Linked DNA regions of Homo sapiens: regions 2 and 3 are each linked to region 1. Evidence: chromatin contacts called from ENCODE Hi-C or POLR2A ChIA-PET data. All regions are on one chromosome and are shown on one strand. Each heading gives the region's core, a stretch centred on a gene start or an enhancer-like site at or near the end of the contact. The rest is flanking DNA. Distances are from core to core; before and after follow the strand shown.

Region 1 (4,003 bases), core at 73-2,572:
GGAGGCGGAGGTTGCAGTGAGCCAGAGATCACGCCATTACACTCCAGCCTGGGCAACAAGAGTGAAACTCTGTTTCAAAAAAAAAAATTTCTTTCATAGCCCTTAGTACTCTCTGACCTTAGCTTATTTTATTATAGATCTCTGCCATTCAAATGTAAGTTCCCTGAGGGCAGGGGCCTTGTCTGTCCTATTAGTCCTGTGTCCTCAGCACCTAATAGGGTCTGGCTGTTAAGAGGTGCTTAATAAATATCTGTAGTCATTGAGTAGGGTGTTGTTGAATCAGCTCTTATTTCTTGGGTGCTGAGCACTTAAAACATTATCTCATTTAATTTACTCAACATATATTTGAGCACCTACTGTGTGCCAGGCACTATTTGAGGTGATGGTGAAACAACAGGAAACAAAATAGACAATAATACCTGCCCTCAGTGAGTGTATTTTCACCATATAGTAGAGAACAGATTCACTGATACTATTTTGACAAAGAAGGAAACTGAGAGTCAGAGACGTCAGGCAACTTGCCCAAGGTCACACAGCTGTTAATTTCACCCTGACACCTGGCTCTTCTCCACTCTCCTGTAGATGTTGAATTTTGCCCAGAGATGGGCTTAGGTGGTTATGGATCTCAATTTCTGCAATTGTTTCCCTGAAGGACCAAACTTGTCTTTCTAGGAGTCAGACACAGGGCAGTGGGAACAGGTGAGTCCCATGACCTCAGAGTCCCTGCCCCTCCCACCCTTAGTTCCCCGACTCTGTGACAATGGCTCACACCTGGGGTGTTGCAGATTTGAGCCACAGATCCCAGTCACCCCCACTGTCTTATCGGCATGTGACATTCCCAAGTGGCTGGGGCGTGCAGGCTGGGCAAAGAATGCAGCCTGAACAAAAATAAACCTGTTACATTCCTTGGCAGCCCCCTGCCCCTTCCTGCTCTCCAGCCATCCATCCTCACAGCAGAGTCTGCCAGGGAAGGCAGAGAGAGGGCGAACAGGGTGGAGGAAGTCAGTGTTGCTACCCGGAGAGAGGGAGAGGAAAAGAGAGAGAGAGAGAGAGAGAGAGAGAGGAGAGGAGAGGGAAGAGAAAGAGAGAGAGAGAGATCACCTTATATGGGAACGTGTGCAGACAATATGTGGCAATGGCTTAAAGGGCAGCAGAGGTCAGATACCAGACAGATGGAAGAAATTAAACATGGGACAGAGCTTGTCCCTGAGCCCTGAAAACAGCTCTTGTTTCACAGCAAGTTCGCACAAAGCCTGGCCCATTTTCCTTTTTTGCCTAAGCCCTGCAAGATGTGTGTCCTAACCTCTCCGTGACTCTGAGTCAGGCCTCTCGACTCCGATTCTGTGGCTTGGCAGCGGTCTCAATCCTTTAAGGTCATTTATTTGACGAACAAAATTCCTCGTTGCAAATAAAAAGGAAAAGGCCAGGCCTATTTCTCAAGAGTTTCCAATATCTCTCCAAAGCACACAGATTAGTAGTTAATGAGTAAATAATCCTTCATTTCTCATGCATTCATTCAACAAAGATTGAGGACCTGTTACGCCTCAGGCACTGAGCCAGGGGCTGGAAAGATGGCAATGGTGACGATGATGATGACAATTAGCATTTGTTGATTTGCACTCATTTGATAAATATTTCAACAATTAATAATTTACTTTGCGCCTTTTATGATCCAGTCATTGATGATACAGAACATTGATCTACATCATCTGGTTCCTGCCCTTGTGGAGTTTACAAGGAAGGCGAGGGATATTGAACACATGATCCCATTGAGTCCTCACAATAGTTCTTTGAGTTAGTTTACTATTATCATCCCCATTTAACACAGAGTTTTCCAACCTCTGCACTATGGATATTTTGGGCTGGATAATCTTTGTCTTGGAGGGGCTGCTCTGTGCATTGTAGGATATTTAGCAGTGTCCCTGGCCTTCTACCCAACTAGGTGCCAGCTGCAACCATTCCCCTCCCCCTAGTTGTGACAACCAAAAAAATCTCCAGACATTGCAAACTGTCCCGGAGGAAACAAAATTGTTCCCAGTTAAGAATCACTGATTCCACGGATGAGGAAATAGAGGGTCAGGGCGGGCTAAGACATTTCCTAAAGGTCATACCGCTGGTGGGTAGGACTCACACCCTGGTCTACCCAAAGCCCATGGTCCTTACCACTGCAATGTGAAACTGTATTTCCTTGACAACAGATGATTTTGAGTTTGGATGGTTGTAGACTTCATTATCTCATCCTACAAAATGGAAGTTATCTGTGTTAATTTGGATCCTCTGGGAAGCAGATGCCAGGACAGGCTCAGACTTGCAGGGGATTTATCAAGGGAATCCCTGTGAAAGATAAAGGGCGGACGTCTTCAGACTGGGATACTGGGCTAACACCTGGGGAAAGAGACGGGGAAGGAAAGAGTGAGTAGGAGGAGCTGCAGACAGCAATGCGGGTCTCAGAAAGTTTTGGCTGGACTGATGAGGGCTTCCTGAACAAAGTCACTGGTAGGATGAATCTCAGGTCAGCAGCAGTGGGGCTGTGCTACCACCCCCGCTGTGCTGTCATTGGCTAGGAGCCATCTGAGGAAATATGGCCTTGGCGTGAACTTGGTGGATCCAGAGGAATGGGAATGAGGACTGTGAGTCAACTGTGCTCTCCGTGCAGACTCTCTTTTTTTTTAAGACAAGGTCTCACTCTGTCACTCAGGCTGGAATGCAGTGCCATGATCACAGCTCACTGCAGCCTCAACCTCCTGGGTTCAAGTGATTCTCATGCCTCAGCCTCCTGAGTAGCTGGGACCACAGACGCATGCCGCCACGCCTGGCTAATTTTTGTATTTTTTAGTAGAGCCAGGGTTTCATCATGTTGGCCAGGCTGGTCTCGATCTCCTGACCTTAAGTGATCCTCAAGTGATTTCAGCCTCCCAAAGTGCTGGGATTATAGTCATGAGCCACTGCACCCGGCCGTGCAGACTCTCTAGAGGGAGATGCAAGCCGTGCACTACATGGCTGTGACATCATCAAAGTGGTGCCCATTGGTTACATTCACCTTAAGGCAAGGAGACTAAAAAGTGGTGCACTTTTTAGGAGACTACCAGTGGTGCAGTGGGGAACAAAGCCAGGTTGGCCTTCTTTAAGCAAAAGTGTTCATTTTCCTTGCATTGTCTTGAGCTTCTTAGTGATCTTCAAAGTCAGCTCTGACTTGAGTTCCATCAGTGAGGAAGTAAAGAGCACAGACTTGAAGGGCTACCGGTTAGCTGGTTGGCCTTGGTTTCCCCATTTGCATGATGGAGTTAACCTGCCCTAACTCACAGGGTTGATGTGAGGATTTAATGTATAGGAAAGTTTATGGAATTGCTACACATTTGTTTTCAGAAGAGGATGTGAACCCTCTGCCTTGTTTCTTGTTTTTTGTAAGGACATCTCCCTGCCAGCAACCCTCTCATTCTCCCAAGATCCATCTCTGCACCTACACAGGGGACCACAAACTAGCTAAATTAGATAGATAAGCTGTACTTTGCTCATAGAGTATTTTTAAAAAAGAACCAACGTTTAAAATTGAGGCATTTTTGGGAGGCCAAGGCAGGCAGATCACCTGAGGTCAGGAGTTCAAGATCAGCCTGGCCAACATGGTGAAACCCTGTCTCTGGCCAGGCGCAGTGGTTCACGCCTGTAATCCCAGCACTTTGGGAGGCCGGGGTGGGTGGATCACCTGAGGTCAGGAGTTCGAGACCAGCCTGAACAATATGGTGAAACTTCATCTCTTCTAAAATTATAAAAATTAGCAGGGCATGGTGGTATGTGCCTGTAGTCCCAGCTACTTGGGTGGCTGAGGCAGGAAAATCACTTGAACCTGGGAGGTGGAGGTTGCAGTGAGCCGAGATTGTGCCATTGCATTCTAGCCTGGGCGACAGAGAGAGACTCTATCTCAAAAAATAATAATAAAATAAAATAAATAAATAAAATTGAGGCATTTTACATAAAAATCTGGATTTCCAGGCTGCCTTGAAAA
Region 2 (3,807 bases), core at 1,263-3,762, 210 kb after region 1:
CAAATCATCCTTTTAAATTTGCCGTGGCTCACGCCTGTAATCCCAGCACTTTGGGAGGCCAAGGTGGGCAGATCACGAGGTCAGGAGTTCGAGACCAGCTGCGCCAACATAGTGAAACCCCTGTCTCCACTAAAAATACAAAAAATTAGCCAGGCGTGCTGGTGGGCGTCTGTAATCCCAGCTCCTTGGGAGGCTGAGGCAGGAGAGTCACTTGAACCCAGGAGGTGGAGGTTGCAGTGAACCAAGATTGTCCCACTGCACTCCAGCCTAGGCGACAGTGCAAGACTCCATCTCAAAACACAACAAAACAAAACAAATAAACCTTAGCCAGACACAGTGGCTCATGCCTGTAATCCCAACACTTTGGGTGGCTGAGGCAGGAGGATCACTTGAGGCCGGGAGTTGGAGACCAGCCACATCATGAGACTCATCTCTATAAAAAATCAAAAATTAGCCAGGAGTGGTGGTGCGCCTGTAGTCCCAGCTACTCAGGAGGCTGAGGCAGGAGGATTGCTTGAGCCCAGGAGGTCACGGCTGTAGCGAGCCATGATAGCGCCACTGCACTCAGCCTGGGTGACAGTGAGACTCTGTCTCAAAAAAACAAAAACATAAAAAATTCTGGACTGCGTGCACCCAGCTGTGGGCCAGCCATCACCAGGAACACAACAGACAGACACAGGGATTGTCCTAAGATTGCTAGACTAGGCACATCGGGGGCATTTATGCTGTGCTTAAACAGAGACAATAATGTAAGGAACACATGTATGTGCCAAGCACTCAATACATATGACTTTTTTTCATTCTTACAATCACCTCGCTATTTGGCAGGTAAGGAAACTTACGTTGAAGAGGTAAAGTTGTTGTACCCGAGCGAGTTAGAGAAACGCCACAGTTTGAGACGAAATTAAGAGTCCTTTATTTAGCCAGTGCCCAAGAGACGGCTAATAAATTCTCTTGGCCCGAGGAAGGGGCTTGATTTTCCTTTATACTTTGGTTTAGGAAGGGGAGGGGAGCTCAGATGCAACAATTCTACATAAGTAAAAACATGCAAAAATTAAAAGGACAAAGAGTCACAGAGAAACAATTAAAAGACAAATGGTTACAGAGAAACAACAGTTCCAGGTGCAGGGGCTCTAAATCTTTCATAAAATGTTAGATATGGGTGCTCTGCCCGACACCAACTCAAGGTTTTATGGTGTTATCTTTTGAGCAAAATCCTGGGAACTTCGTACATTGCTTGTTTCAGTACCTTATCAGTTAATTGGACTCTTTGATATGTTGAGATTCTGCTTACACAAGTTAACTCCTTGAGGAAAGGGGTGGGTAAGGAGTCCTTGATGTCTTGTAAATGAGGGAACCAGATGGAGTTCATCCGGCTTTCTCAACTAAGGGAGAGCTAATTCATGTGGAAACAAGGCTAGGTGATTAAGGGGAAAAAAAGAGTCTAAAAGCAAGGTTAGTAAAAACAAGGTAAGGCATTAAAAAACAAGGTTAGTAAAAACAACGTTAAGCATTACAAAGTGATTTGCTCAGGATCACAGAGCCAGGAAGTAAAGGAGATAAACAAGCTGGGTTCCTAATTCATGTCCGTCTGAGACCAGAGCCCAGGCTCTCTCTGCTGCAAGGGGCTGCCTGTTGGGACCAACCTGCCCTGGCTCTGGCAGTCCCCGGGGAGGGGACTGATAATAACACTCGGAAGTATGTTGGGCTACCATGGAGGACAGACCTTTCATCTTGCAGATGAAGAAGCTGAGACCTAGAGAGAGGAATTGCCTGAGCAATGTAGGGATACAGCTGGAGCCTTGAAAGCAGAGAGCAGTCTCACTCCAGGCACCAATTCCCCTGACCCAAAAGCTGTCCTCAAGTGTAGGGTCGATGCAGTGCCTGGGTAGGAACGCCGGCTGAATGAGCGAAAAGGCCTGGTGCACGCCAAGAATCTCATTCTGGAGGTCCTCCAGTTTTGGGGGCAAACACTCTGCGTCTATGGTCCAAATGTAGCCGGCAGGCTGCTAACGTGTGACCTCGGTCTCGAGACCGTGGCAAGCTTCACATACTTTTTTCCCGCTCCCGTAAAGCCGCCAGTGGATCAGTCTTTGCACCAAGAGTTAAAAGTTTAAGATTCCCGTCCCGGATTGGCCACCCACAAGGTGGGCTGCTCCCCGAACACGTCGCATCCCTCTCTCGACCTGAACATGCACGTGCAACAAATGGGGTCACAGCGCGTGGGGAGCGCAGTGAGGACCCCGGAGGCGCCCTGAGCTCGCGCCCGCTGACTGCCGCCCCGGTTCCCGCCCGCGCGGGCCGCCTGCGGGCCCCCGCCCTAACGCCGGATCCGGCCTAGTCCAACCCTCCGACTCACATTTCTCTGAGGCTCGGAGTTTCCGAAGAGTCCCCCGGCCCGACTTCCCGCAGGCACGAAGCGGGCCGGCCAGTCCCCCGGTGTAATTCCCAGACGCGCTACAGCAACGCCGGCTGTTTCCTCCCTGTTTGCACCGGCAACGAGCCCGACGACGGAGCGTCGCAAGGGCCAAGCCTCCTTCAGCGCGTAGGGAGCCTGTGTTTTTCTCTGGTGCCCCGTCGTGGCCAGCGGGAGATAAATAGCAAACGTCGCTGCTCCTTGAAATAGGGAAGCATGGAGGCAAAGAATCCGTCCATGCACTACACGTATTTCAGGATGGTGGTTACCATCACGTGAAGGTGAAGGTGGAAACCAGGGGGAAGAGAATGTAAGTCAGTGGTCCTCAAACCTGGCTGCGCGTGAGAATCACCAGATACCAGCCTGGGCAACACAGAGGGACTCCTGTCTCTAAAAAATTTTTTAAACTTAACCGGGCATGGTGGGACTTGTGGTCCCAGCTACTCGGGAGACTGAGGCGGGAGGATCAGTTGAGCCCAGGAGATCGAGGCTGCCGTGAGCCATGACTGTGCCACTGCACTCCAGCCTGGGTGACAGAGCCAGACACTGTCTCAAAAAAAAGAAGAAAAAATCCAGATACCTTTAAAAAATCCAGATGCCCAAACCAAACCCCAAATCCCATCTGAGAGTATCAGTGTTTTCCAAAATTCCCCAGGTGTGTTCAATGTACAACTTGGGCAGAGGCCTGCTGGCATAAGTAGATGGAAGTTATTGGTAACTTTTTTATTTTTTTGAGACAGAGTCTTGCTCTGTCGCCAGGCTGGAGTGCAGTGGCGTGATCTCGATTCACTGCAACCTCCGCCTTACGGGTTCAAGCGATTACCCTGCCTCAGCCTACCGAGTAGCTGAGACTACAGGCGCACGCCACCACGCCCAGCTAATTTTTTGTATTTTAGTAGAGATGGGGTTTCACCATATTGGTCAGGATGGTCTCGATCTCCTGACCTCGTGATGCGCCTGCCTCAGGCTCCCAAAGTGCTAGGATTACAGGAGTGAGCCACTGCACCCGGCCGATAACTTTCTATTATAGTCTTATATTGGTGGTGAGTTCAAAAGTGTTCATTCTATTAGTATGTTTTATAACTCGTGTGCTACAAGTATTACATGCCAACTATTCCATTAAAAAGAAAATGAAGAAAAATACTTGTTTGTTCTCTTTTCTTTCATTTTCCCATTCTTTCATTTCTTCTTCCCTTCATTTCTCCATTCTTTATTCATCTCTGTTTTTCCTGGATGCAGCATCATGGCCTCAGCTGGGTTCAGTGGCTTACGCCTGTAATCCCAGCACTTTGGGAGGCCCAGGAGGGTGGATTACCTGAGGTCAGGAGTTGAAGACCAGCCTGGCCAACATGATGAAACCCCGTCTCTGCTAAAAATACAAAAATTAGCCG
Region 3 (3,956 bases), core at 1-2,500, 230 kb before region 1:
CAGGCGTCTCGCTGGGCGGAGGGGTTGAGTTCATCAAACTCCCGGCCTGTGAAAGCTTTTGACGTCACGTCCTCATCCTGCCCGAAGATGCCGATGCGGCGACAGATGGCCACAGCAGTGCCCTTGTTGTCCCCAGTGATCATGATGACCCGGATGCCTGCTTGCCGGCACAGCTTCACGGAGGAGGCCACCTCGATTCTCGGAGGATCCAGCATGCCCACGCAGCCAACGAAGGTCAGATTGGTCTAAAATAAGAGCATCACTTTAAATAAAAGTGGCAAGTTCTAGTTTTTGTCCCCTAGTTTGAAAAATGCCCAGTTAAACATTGAGACAGGTTTCTGCATTTTTTTTCTTTTTTTTTTTTTGAGGCGGAGTTTCGCTCTTGTTGCCCAGGCTGGAGTGCCATGGCGCAATCTCAGCTCACTGCGACCTCCGCCTCCCAGGTTCAAGAGACTCTTCTGCCTCAGCCTCCAGGGTAGCTGGGACTACAGGTATGCGCCACCACACCTGGCTAATTTTGTATTTTTAGTAGAGATGTGGTTTCTCCATGTTGGTCAGGCTGGTCTCAAACCCCCAACCCCAGGTGATCTGCCAGCCTCGGCCTCCCAAAGTGCTGAGATTACAGGCATTTGAGCCACCGTGCCTGGCGGTTTTTGCATTTTCTTATGAGAAAAAAAAATACCACTACACCCGTTATCAAACCATTCTTTAACTCTTGTGCTATTCTGAGCCCACAGTACCAAAGCTTCTTCATTTTGTTCATAGCTTTAGGATGTCACATCCTTGATATAAAAGAATTCTACTCTGAGTAGAAAAGTGGAAGTAATCTCCAACTTGGATCTTTTGACCTTCAGTAACTAATGAATATTCTAGAAATGTCACCAATTTAAAAAAAATCATGATTTAGATGAGAGGCAAAATGGGGTTTACAAGCTTAAGCTCATCTTGATTATTCTACTTTGAAAATATTCTACTTTGAAAATAACACTTTTATGAAATTATTAACTATGTATGTTTGAAGCAGCAAATTTTAAGGGTGACACAGCTGGCAGGCAGAAAAACAAATAACCACACCTCTTTCTTGGCAAAAGTGAGAACTGTTTGACCTTTTGCTTGAAGGAGTACTGTTTAAACACAATGAATCGTGCAGGGTGTGGACAAAGAAACTTTTCATTAGCTAACCTCATATTTAATAAAGTTGGCAGAGTCCTCAAGGTGCATTTCTTCTCTTCTCAGTGGGTTGTCATGAGTGGCCAGGGCCAGGCATCGCAGTGTGTCGCTGCCACTACCCCACTCTCGAATGACAGACATGATCTTCTGTTTGACTCCAGAGGTCATAGGAACCTTAGTACTTCCAACTCGAATGTGGGTGCACCTGTCAATGACACCTTCAGGAGCACCCTGGAAATGTTACAGATTTAGATAAACAATTTTGTTTTATTGGTTCACCGGGATCTTAACCCTGGCAAGAACATCTCAATTGCAATCTGCCATACTTGCCTTCACAAACATCTTGCTCATTGATGTCCTGCTTGGTTTATTTGGTGTACAGTAAACCGACATTGACTTTCTGTCACGTGAAAACTCTAGAGTGAATTCCTTTTTCATCAGCTGTTTAATGACCTACAAAGGGAACAAATATGGATACTACTGGGTGGCAATTTCTGAACTTTTTTACCTAACAAGCAGTAAGCACACCTATTACATGACAGATGCTAGGAATATAGCAATAAACAAAACAGACAGGTTTTTGCCCTCATGAAACTTGTCCCCTATTTTGGGAGAGACAGACTAAGATGCAAAAGTAACACAAGTGCTATAGAGAAAAAGGGAAGGGGGATAGAAAATTTGCATACATACATATGAACTGTTACATAAAGTGGCCAGAAGGCGGTGACATTTGAATAAAGATGGCCCCATGGGGCCTGAAAAGATGTGTGTGAACCCAGTGGGTGGTGGTGAAGACCCACCAGGCAGAGAACGGAAGTGCAACCTGGCAAGTCCTGGAATGGTAAAGGAGTGCCAACGTGGCTGGAATAGAGTTTACATGAGCAAAAGGTGAGGCAGGTAATGGCAGAGGATGGTAGAAGCAGGTCATTAAGACCTCAAAAGTCATTATGGGGCATTTGGCTTTTAAGACAAGTAAAACAGAAGACAACGGAGGGTCTCAAGCTCCAGTTGTCAAGAATTGGCTGAAGGTGGTCGGGTGCAGTGGATCACCTGAGGTCAGCAGTTCATGACCAGCCTGGCCAACATGGTGAAACCCTGTCTACAAAAATTAGCTAGGTGTGGTGGCAGGCACCTGTAATCCCAGCTACTCAGGAGGCCGAGGCAGGAGAACTGCTTAAAGCCAGGGGGGCAGAGATTCCAGTGAGATGAGATTGCGCCACTTCACTCCACCCTGGACGAAAGAGCAAACTCCATCTCAAAAAACAAAAGCATTGGCTGAAGGGAGACAAGGAATACCATTCAGTATAATGACACTGACTTAAACTAGGGAACGTTGGAGGTGAAGAGATGGCCCCAAGCAGAGCTGTCCACCAGAACTCTGTGAAAGATGGCAATGCTCTGTGGCCACTGTTCATGTGGCTGTCACACGTGATGGATAAGCACTTTAAGTGAATATGGCTAGGGCATCTAAGGAAGTGTTTTTAGGTATTCTAAGTAGTTTTAGATAGCTAGTGGCTACTGATTATAGTAATGAGACCAGAAGAGATCATGGGAGTAACTATAGACAGAAATGGCTGAGGACTATGGAGCCTTCACCTCCTGGTGCCTTGTGAAAGACCCAGCTACAAAGACCTCGAATGAGAGGCCAGGGAGGGAGAGCAAGTATGGGATCGTGGAAGCCAAGTGAAGAGGTGCTTCAAAGAGGGAGCGAGTGACAGCACCAACAAAATAGGAAGACGAAGACTGAGAATAAACCTTTGGCTTTATATCGTTACCTACAACTAAAGATACCCCTTCTCTTCCAGTTTTTGTACTTTTCTTGCCTATTACACAGACCAGGAATGCCAGTATAATACTGCATAGAAATGGTGAGAATTCTGTTATGTTAGCATGGTCTCTGTGTAAACACACTGTCAGCGTTAAAGACACACTTTTATAGTCTTAGTTTGGTGTGATAAGATGCGTTTCATCATATGCACCTACTGAGGTGACCTTATTGTTTTTTCCACCTTAATTTGGTTAATGTGGTGAGTTAATTATATTTGCTCCCACTGACACACATTTAAAAATCATCATAGAAATCCCCAAGAACATCAGCATCTAACCTAGGAAGCTACGGGAGGACTGAAGGCTGATGAACTGACTAGATGGGGCTCAGGGCCCTGCAGCGATCCTGCTGGCCTGCCAGCCACTGAACCGTCTCAGGCAGCAAAGGAATGGGTATGAGTGCTACGCTAGATTCTGTATCATCTCAATCACACGTGTGTTTAGTTTCAATTAAGCATTTGCGCCAATGGCACTGGGATGACTAAAGGAACACGCAATGATTCTGAGGAAGGCGTGGACCTACCCAGGTAAGAGGTCTTGGGCTGGGAGTGGGGGAGGGAAATCCCTTTCAGTACTAGGCTGGCCAAGAACCACAGACCTCACCAAACAAGCCATGGGGCCAAAATGCTGGACCTGCTCTCTCTGCTTCTAAACTACACATGGGTTCCTGCTGTCTCAAGTGGGAAGGGAGGCAAAGAGCTTGTGTTTGGAACTCCTTAGTGAATGAGCAGCATGACAGCTGTTTCCGATCCCTTGGCCAAGGGATGTGAAAAAGATGGGACAAGGGAGCTCTGGAGCAGGGAGACACAAGGATGACAGTATTGCCCGTACTTGTGTGGTCACTGGCTAGTGAGCCAGTGCTGGTTCAGCCCCATTACATGACTTGTTTCCCATCACTCAGTGGAGTAGTCAGAGGTCTAGAATCAAACGACTCAAACCCTCAATCTGTGAAGCTGTTT

The links. A loop is a pair of places that touch in the nucleus more often than their neighbours do. ChIA-PET counts read pairs that join two places held with the same protein, here RNA polymerase II (POLR2A). Pooled maps may share reads with other maps.
Region 2: a map of dorsolateral prefrontal cortex shows a loop between it and region 1 (2.1-fold over the local background). The contact joins the promoter of TCHP here to the enhancer-like site in region 1. A Hi-C loop is called at or near these places in 1 of 168 maps with a recorded cell type or tissue (dorsolateral prefrontal cortex) and 7 of 50 pooled maps. POLR2A ChIA-PET finds 5 or more read pairs at or near these places in 2 of 52 experiments (GM12878 and OCI-LY7).
Region 3: a map of Calu3 shows a loop between it and region 1 (2.9-fold over the local background). The contact joins two enhancer-like sites. A Hi-C loop is called at or near these places in 16 of 168 maps with a recorded cell type or tissue (A673, CD14-positive monocyte, Caco-2 and 11 more), 18 of 37 single-sample maps with no recorded cell type and 19 of 50 pooled maps. POLR2A ChIA-PET finds 5 or more read pairs at or near these places in 7 of 52 experiments (AG04450, H1, HepG2 and 4 more).

Annotation. Positions count from the first base shown.
Region 1 is chr12:110,106,555-110,110,557 of GRCh38, reverse strand. No RefSeq gene overlaps it. Among named protein-coding and RNA genes, the nearest start is that of IFT81, 16 kb to the left of the region's middle. RefSeq lists enhancers at 403-994, 995-1,586. Within about 2 kb of position 1,322, at least 22 of the 41 ENCODE cell types and tissues checked have a DNase peak (open chromatin) inside an H3K27ac peak, as active enhancers do.
Region 2 is chr12:109,898,979-109,902,785 of GRCh38, reverse strand. It overlaps TCHP (trichoplein keratin filament binding), which reads right to left and starts at 2,512. Exons shown (of 13, transcript NM_001143852.2): 1 at 2,360-2,512. RefSeq lists enhancers at 1,108-1,948, 1,949-2,789 and a silencer at 2,182-2,291.
Region 3 is chr12:110,336,948-110,340,903 of GRCh38, reverse strand. ATP2A2 (ATPase sarcoplasmic/endoplasmic reticulum Ca2+ transporting 2) reads right to left here. Exons shown (of 20, transcript NM_170665.4): 12 at 1,501-1,623; 13 at 1,183-1,401; 14 at 1-245. Among named protein-coding and RNA genes, the nearest start is that of ATP2A2, 58 kb to the right of the region's middle. RefSeq lists enhancers at 1-403, 1,811-1,910. Within about 2 kb of position 1,250, at least 7 of the 41 ENCODE cell types and tissues checked have a DNase peak (open chromatin) inside an H3K27ac peak, as active enhancers do.